Regions from separate parts of the Mus musculus genome. Here region 1 is linked to region 2. Evidence: chromatin loops called from intact Hi-C (ENCODE). Cell type or tissue: heart. All regions are shown on one strand. Links, peaks and the distances in the headings refer to the core of each region. The heading gives the core; the rest is flanking DNA.

What was found. Peaks named below come from ENCODE experiments on the same cell type or tissue, not always from the same donor. Only the 100,000 strongest peaks of a DNase experiment are listed, where the experiment ranks them.
Region 1: it touches region 2 in a loop (2.8-fold over the local background); 2 of 42 quality-filtered maps call a loop at or near these places.

What each region holds. Positions count from the first base shown.
Region 1 is chrX:10,712,142-10,716,543 of GRCm38, forward strand. No RefSeq gene overlaps it. Among named protein-coding and RNA genes, the nearest start is that of Mid1ip1, 3.0 kb to the right of the region's middle. In heart, for the core only: a CTCF peak has its summit at 1,891; a DNase peak (open chromatin) is centred at 2,790; H3K4me3 peaks cover 1,329 bases; H3K27ac peaks cover 1,145 bases.
Region 2 is chrX:10,855,514-10,859,915 of GRCm38, forward strand. No RefSeq gene overlaps it. Among named protein-coding and RNA genes, the nearest start is that of Gm33984, 26 kb to the right of the region's middle. In heart, for the core only: no CTCF peak of the experiment used is centred there; no DNase peak of the experiment used is centred there.

The DNA.
Region 1 (4,402 bases), core at 85-4,084, 140 kb before region 2:
CCTTCAGTTTTGTTTTTGTTTTTGTTTTTGAGGGGGGAGTGTTGTTCTTTTTTTTTTTAAGTGGATCTTGGCATTTGAAGAAACTAAATAATTAAGTTTATTTTATTGCTTTAATTTTTTTCTTTTATTTTTTGGGAGGTATAATATTTCATCATTTCCATCTTTCCTTTCTCTCTCAAAGTGCTCCCATATCTTTTGAATTCATGGGCTCTTTTTGCATAACTTATTGCTACACACATATAGGTATGCATATAAAAGTTCCTATTTGGTATTTTTAAAAAGTTACAACAGGTTTTGCCCTTCTTTTTACCTGTTATATTAAAATTTAATGTATCATTATCTACGTAGAATTCTCAAATAAATAGAATTGCTAAGAACAAAACCAAAGTTATTCATTAAAACTGTAAGTTTTCAGCTGGGCGTGGTGGCGCACGCCTTTAATCCCAGCATTTGGGAGGCAAAGGCAGGCGGATTTCTGAGTTCAAGGCCAGCCTGGTCTACAAAGTGAGGTCCAGGACAGCCAGGGCTATACAGAGAAACCCTGTCTCGAATATATATATATATATATATATATATATATATATAAATATATAATTAATATAATATAAATAATATATATATTATATTATTAATATATAATATTATATTATATATTATATATTATTATTAATATATAATTAATATAATATAAATAATATATAATATATTATTAATATTATATATATATATATATATAATTTTCCCTATACTCAGAATTTCTGCCATGACACTGTTCCTGTTTTATTTATTTTATATCCACAGAGGTCAGAAGAGTGTATTGAATCCTTCTTGAGCTAGAGTCTCAGGTAGTTGTAAATCACCTCATGTGGGTGCTAGGATCAGAACTTGGGTGCTCTGGAAGAGTAGCAAATGTTCTTAATCACTGAACTATCTCTCCAGCCCCTATTTCTAGTTCATATATCATGTAACAGTGGTTGATCTGTAACACTACAAAAATATTCTCTAACTCTATAAGAAGGAAGGTGGTCATTACCGTGAGAGCTCAGTAGAACACTTAGCAAGTTTGCTCATACTATTCTGTCTTCTGGATCTTGGTATAATTAACAGGATTCATAGCTGACTGGAAAAAAATACGCCAAAAATACTAAATAATGAATTGATATCCCTCTGAAGGAGCTCTCCAGATGTTTAATCCCACTTTGCTCTTTGTACAGTACTCACTGGTACCCATTACCAGTAGTTTGGATGAATATAGTGAACAGTTAACAAATGTGTAGGTAATATCCAAGTGTAATAGAGCACAAAATCAGAATTCAAACTACTGAAACATGCTGAAGTAATGATCCAAAATCTACTTAGGTAAAAGTAATAGAAAGTTTTGTATTTTGGTCCACAAAATCTCTTCTACTTAGTAATAGGATACACAAGTTTTGTTGCATATACAGCAACATATAAATGTAACCTAACCATTAAAACAAGTCCCTTAAATGCTAGGCAGCATTCTAAGAAGTTTTTATTTGTTGCGTAGTAAAAGAGCATTGCATCTGGCACTGGAGAATTAGGTCTAGAAAAGTTACCATTTACAATAAAATAGGTGCTTTCACCACTCCTTTTTGTCCCAGGAAAGGTGGTACTTGGAATGAGGTCCAGATGTGAAACTTGTAGACATGCCCAAACAACTTCCAAAGACAGTGACCAGGACGAGCTCAACCCAAAGCATGAATTTGTTACAAGAACTGAAGGTAACTGACTTGAGATGGAGTGGACTCAGGGAGACCACTGCTAGACTCACACGCCAGCCTCTATGTGCTTCAAGACTTTCTGAAGAGCTCTAAAACCATTGACCTGATACCAGAGGATGGAAAGCACAAAACGTAGGCAAGGGTGACCACTTGGTGGAGATGTTGTGAGCAATTTCAATACAAGCAGAAGGTTGGACTACATGGTCTTTAAAGGGAGAGTGCAAATGTCATATTTCCAGAACAGTTTTCATGAAGATATTGCTTCTAAGTTTTGTATCAGTGTGATCAAAACTCTCCTTTGTCTTGGCTTGGGGGCGGTTTCTAGTCTTAAATTCTTACTTTCTGTCCAACCCCAAGCCAGACCTTTTTATTTCTTCATTCCTTCTTCTTCCACCAGTTCACTTTTGCTCACAACTTTGCTTTGCAATTTCTGTTCGCCTCTAAAATGCCTTGTTCTCCTAAGCCATCAAAGAGACGCAACAGGAAGGGTAATTTGCGAATTGACTGAGGTGGGGGGGGGGGTTACAGGGGGATGATGAGCCAGTCAAGCATCACTTCCTGGTTACTGATTAAAGAAGGGATTCTACCATTCAGCATTTAAGAGCTTCTCAGTTAGAGCTTAGGACAACGTAGAGGGGATGCAGGATCTCAGACCAGGCTTCTAACAGGAATCTAGCACGCTGGTTAGAAAAAGAGAGACCTTGGCGCCTCACCTGAAGTCAGTACTCAAAAGCCATTTACTCAACTGATCGTTACTAGGGTTCTCTTTAGGCAAAAGGAATCCTGGACAGGTCGCTGGGAGCTTTCTGTCAATTCCAGATCGAGATAGGGAAGGTGCCTGGAGCAACCAGAGAAGCTGCCTAGTTTTTACTGGGCCTGGCCCAACCCGTTTAGTACCCATGTGACCCCCGGAATCGTTCTTTATTTTTTTTACAGCCTTGCTTTAGGAGAAAACTGGCTGCAGGCCGGTTGCCAGGGACGCCTGCCATTAGCTCTTCAGGGCCAGGGTGAAAGAGGACACTTGGGGGGAGGGGTTTATGGCTTCTGACTGGCTAGGGCCAAAAATTCATTTGCATAAGTCTCTCAGAAGCTTTCTGATTGGCTGGGGCAAGAAGGGTGGCGATGGGGTGATTCCAAGGGCCCGGAGCTCTGGCCTGAGGACCTTTTCGTTCTGAAGTTACCCGGTGGGTGTGAGTTATTGTGTGGGCAGGGGGGAGCTGGGAGGCCCGGTTTGGGAAGTTTTGCCGGCAGGTGCATGAGCCATTACCTGGCAGAGTTTTAGAAATGTGTAAGAACAGCAACCGAGAGTCAAGACACTAGAAGATCCAAGCAGAAGGAAGGAAATTGATCCAGATGAAGGATGGAGGCCAAAGGGAAGGGGCTAGAGGCTTTCTCCACGGCTTAGCTAATTTTCAAAGTGGGATGCCTTTACTAGGCAGTTGGGATTTCCGTTTTCTGGGAGCTGTTAGAGAAAAGAAGGCAGGATTCCAGCATTTAATAACCCAAAGCAATTCCAAATTTTCATTAGGGTGCATACTTAAAATATCCAGAGGGTCTGGGTCTCAGAAGGGGTCAAACTACATTTTAAGTTATGAGAAACATCAACTACTGGTAACCAGGTAATGTGTTTTTCTAAAGCTCTCTTCCTTGGCTCTTGTCTGCCATAAGGGTTAAAACAAGCCTGGACTGTTTTGAACACCTCTGTGCAGAAGAAGTGGTAAAGGTGAGGGTGAGGTCCTCTCTGGTTCATCTTAGCCTATTTCCCTATTTTTAAGGGTTCAGACTCTTGGCAGAAAATGCCTCTAAACTGTGATGAAGCCCTAAGTACTTTACAGTGTACACAGTGAAGAGTTTTACCGCCGATACCTCATTGAACCCTAATAGAACCCTTTGCCATAGCCCAAGAAGAAGTTCCTTTTTATTGCTAAAGCAACACTGGAAATTTTTCTCTCATGGGAGACACTCCATTTTGTTGACAAACAGAGGGTGGAAAAGTTTTCAAATCTGGGCATAAGAAGAGAAAGGCTGAGGTTATTGTTATGTGTCAGGTTTACACAATGCATGTTTCCCATCTACATTCTTCTTTCCACTGATCTCCTTAGCTCCACGGGGCAGATAACAAACATTATTTCATGTTTAAAAGAACATGGGACACTGAATCAGAAGGATGAGTAGCTGTCGTTCCAAATCAAGCTGGCTGGCTGGCTGGGACTGTGTCTCCATACATACATACATACATACATACATACATACATACATACATACATAAGAAAGCATTGGAAGCATGGGTTATGATCTAGAACCAGTAAACCAGAGGGAGATGGAGATTTGCCAGTCTGGGTTCTAGAGTTACCAATGACTTTTCTGTCTGTTATCAGCTCTTGTTCCCTTCAAAATTGAAAAGAGACATGATTTTCGGTAGACAGTACCAGTCCTTCAAGAAAAAACAAACAAACAAACAAACCCACATGCATAAGTGTCTCTCCTTGTTTGGGGCGCTTTTTTGTCTTGCAGGGGAATGCCATACTAAAACTTCCCCCCGAAGACTTTAGTGGGAAGAAATTTAAAATTAGAAGCCTGAGTCATCTTATCTGGAGGAATGGAAGAGCTGACTGGAGGTTGAGGGATGTGGCAAAGGAAATGAGATGGGAAATGAGTAT
Region 2 (4,402 bases), core at 144-4,143:
ATCTGTAATGGCATCCCTACCTGGAAGAGTAGAAGATCAACACATACACAGGCACATGGAGAGAGGAGAAGAAATAAGGAGAGGGATAATCCAGCAAACCAGTTCTTTCTTTGTTTCTGACTGTCTCTAATTAGGCGCAGTGAGACAGTATGCCCACCCTATTCCTTCCTTCTCTTATGCTATGGATGGAGGCTCTTGGAAAGACCAACCCTGCACTTGTGTGTACACTTTGAGAAATACAATAGGAAAGGGCTCTGTTGATGAATAGTCTCTTCATTATCCCCTAGGAAGGCAGTTTTCAGATATATGTAATGCAGCTCCAAAGAATATCCAGCAAGGCAAAACAATTGTTGCCTGTCACATTTGCTGGCTCTTTAACATACCCCTTTAAGGATTGCCATCCCACCTTTTTTCATTGTATTTTCCTCTCACTTCTGCTTCCAATATACTACTTATTTGTAAGCCTTTATCGCAGCCTCTCCATCCTACAGAGTAAAACAATTGCTAAGAAGTAGGTGAATCAAGTTCCTCTGGTGCTTAACTGCAGAAAAAAATGCAAGCGTGATACATTCATCTTACATGTTGATTCTTATATTATTATGTCATTACCTTTAACTGTATGATATTATATTGTTGATAATCACCTATTGCTACAAATAACACACAGAAAGATGATCATCATTATTATTGTTTCATTTTAGAGGTATATTTTATTGTGTAGCTGAGGCTGGCCTAGAATGTGTTAAGTACTTTAGTATGGCTTATAAGTTATATAGCCTCAGCCTCCTCAGTGCTGGGATTACAAGCAGGTGTTGTGAAATTCTCTGCATTCTCTGTAACAAATGGGTACAATATAAGCATATTCATGTATCACAGAATGGCAGCTCCCAAAATACACTTTCCGATTAAAATTTGAATGTTGTTTACATACTGTGTTTTGAACTTGACTCCATTTGCATCTAATAGAAATCATTGCTCTGAGTGTAAAATGGTAAAAAGAAGTTTGCAAACCAGTTTGACTATATATTTTTTTATAATGAAACTAAGCATAGTTTCACCACAAGACTTTACAATCCCTCTCCTTGATATTTACCCAAGAGAAACTGGAACTGAATCCATGCGAAGACTCACACAAATATGTTCTCAAATAGTTAATGATAGTCCATACTTGAAACAAGCTAATTTCTCATCATTGGGAATGATTCAAAAACCTGCTCTGTTCCTACAGTGGAATAATACCTAGTTATAATACAATGAAAAGCTCTGATGCTCCATACAAGGTAGGCACACCTCAAAATCAAATGGCAGAGGAAACCAGACATTGTATGAGTTCATTGCAATGAAGCTCTAAAAAGTGATCATTTGGGATCAGCACCAACGTTTGCTGTGAGGAAGAGAGACACAATTTGGTTTTGTATCATGATTCTGGTGGTCTTTCTACAGCTACATACATCTGCTAAAGCTCAGCCACACTTAAATTCTTTGTTTCATTGTGTTATGAGCAGAATATATAGCATACAGGCCAGAATGTCAAGTGCCTTTAGCCATTGAGCTCTATTCTTAGCAAAATTTTGTTTTGTATTGGGAAGATAAAAGCTGATTTATAATGTGGAACACAATACCCAAATTAAAAGGAACAGTTTTTCAAGCGTGTCATTTAGGATCGCTGCTTTTGCAAGCTTTGAGTTTTTCCACTGGTGACATCTCAATGCTTTCGCTTGGATTCGAAACTTAGGCCTGCTGACCACATACCTCTTCTAAAGTGAGAAAACCAGCTGTCAGCCTAGGACCGTTTCCTCTTGCTTCAGCTCTGCTTCCTGCATTTCTTAGTATTGTCTGTAAATAGCCTCCCTGCTTTCACAACTAAAGGAAAAGCAAGTCTTGAGCTGATTGCCTTTAACTGAAGCTGAAGTGTTCTTCGGGTTAGTTCTGAGATGGCTCATAAAGAACACTTGTGTATATTTACATTTTGATCCCAGACTTCTCTCAGGATTAATGGGCATCAATTTCAATCAGTTTTGTTTTTCAAATTACCTTTCTATACTTGCCATACTTGACAGGAATCTTCAGACCCAGGTACTTCATTCTAGTGGCCTTTGCCACTGTGTCTACCAGTGAGCACACCAATCATGGAAGCTATGCTGATGTTCATGTTGCTTGGCATGAGAAAGTTAACTCTTAGATATGTCGTGCACAATCTTTTTCCTTCTTTGCCATCTTCTTCTGTAGGGGGTACTGCTGACAGCTGAGCAGGCTGCCTCATTAGAATTCACTGGGTGAACTGATTCCCCATTTAACTGAAGGAATTGGTGCACCAAGGGGGTGGGAGAGAAGTCTGTTCTGTCGGAAGTCGACTTCCTTCCTGCCTTTCTGTCAGGAAGCAGGGATGGCAGTTATATGTTCCACAATGGCCTGTCTCAGGAGACACCAGGACACACTCTCACCACTCCCTCAACAAGAAATAGTGACCAATATGTGTTTATTTCAACATGTTTCAAACACCAAATCCAAATGCCTTTTGAAAAACAATGACTGCATTTTATTCCCCCTCAGAATACAAAACCTCATGTCAAATTAGTATTCCTTTCCTTAAAGAGGTCCTTATCCACAGGACTTTTGAGCTGTCACTAAAAGGGGTAAAGGAAAGAGAGAATGTTCCTTTAAGTTATATTGAAGCTTTAGCATTCAACCTGTGAGCACACTGCAGGAAAAATCTTTTCTGCAGTAATTTGCCTGATACAGTGTGGAGCAAAATCTGCACTTCTCCTCCACTTCTGTGCATTACAGTTCATAAACAGAAGGAGTCTTGGAGACCATCTAGCTCCAAAAGTGGTTTTAATCTTGCCCTGGTTGCAGAACAGAAGCATCAGGGCAATTCTAAAGACCACTTTCTTAATGGGGGACGTTGACCCCTGACAAAATTCATGCAACAGTAATTCTAAGTTTTAGACTCTAAATGTTCCTCTTCTACTTTTGGCAAAATTTGAATCAAAGTGGTTTATGAATAATGGCATGATTACCTGTGCATGAAAATACGTTCAGGGTGATTTAGCAACCTCAAAGGAGATGGAGCCTCTGTCTCAGAATCCCCCGAAGGGTTTTGCCTTGTACTTGAAGCAGTTTGGAACAGAATCTATTGTCCATGAAATGACAGGAGGCATCAAATGGGTTCTCATTGGAACAGTAAGCCCAGTAGTTTACTATAATCTAACCCAAGAGAAGAGTGAGGGGAGCTTATTGAAGAAGCTAGCAACACAGAGAACACAGAACATATCTTCTTCTAGTTCATCTTCTTTAAGTTTGTCTTTCACCTTTGTTCCTCTTATTTTCAAACTAAAAGAAACATGTTGCTTGGGCAAAAATTCAGACAAGAAAGAAATTCACTGTCTCATGGTTGTGCATTGCTCTGTGGATTAATTACCTTCCATTCCTGTGATAAAAAGGGACTGTGAAAACAACAATACAAGAGGACTGAATCATCTTAGATCCATTTTAGATGGTTTTGCCCATGGTCTCTGGGCTCTGTTTTCTAGGTCTGTGGTGAGACAGGCCATCATAGTGGCATAAATATGTAGAGGAGGCTCTTGAACTCGTTATACACAGGAAATAGAGAGACAAAGACAGGAAGAGGCTAGGGGAAAGGCACCTTTAAGAATCCAATCTCAGTGAAGTACTTCTAGCTATGCTGTACCTTCTTGATTTTGAGACCCTCCCCAAATAGTATTACCAGCCTGGAGCTAGTGAGAGGGCTATTACATATTCAAACTGTGATACCAAGTAACAAACTATCCTGAAACATAGCATTGTAAGGAAAAGACTTGTACTTTGCTTTTGAACTGATTTTTAGGTAAGAATGAGTAGGAAGTGACAGCACATCTTCCTTTTTTGAGATACCTGAAACCTCAGCTAGGAATGACTACATGGTCTAGGAGCTGTCTAGGCACTTTTATCTCCTTTGTATGGTCTTAAGTTCTCTCCATGTGCTCTCTTCAGATATTCTTTCCAACACTAGAAAAGCATTGGATGGTCAGACTCCTTACATTATGCCTTGTTCTAATGCTATAGCAAAATACTCTGACAAGTGCTACTTAAGGGAGAATGGATTTAGTATAGTTTACAATTTCAGGAGATCATTTCATTATAATGTGGATGTGTGGGTGGGTGTGGAGTTAATAGGAGCTCAGCTGGTCTCATTGCATTGGAAGTCAGGAAGCAGAGACTGAACAGGAAGTGGGATCAATTGTAAATCCTCAACTCTTGTCCCTACTGACCCATTTCCTCCAGAAAGACTCAGTCTCCTAAAGGTTCTTCTCCCACTTTGCCAAACAGAGCCATCAGTTGTAAAACAAGTTTCAGAGCATCACTTCTATCTGTGTGCTATTGGGGAAACAAGTTACGTAGG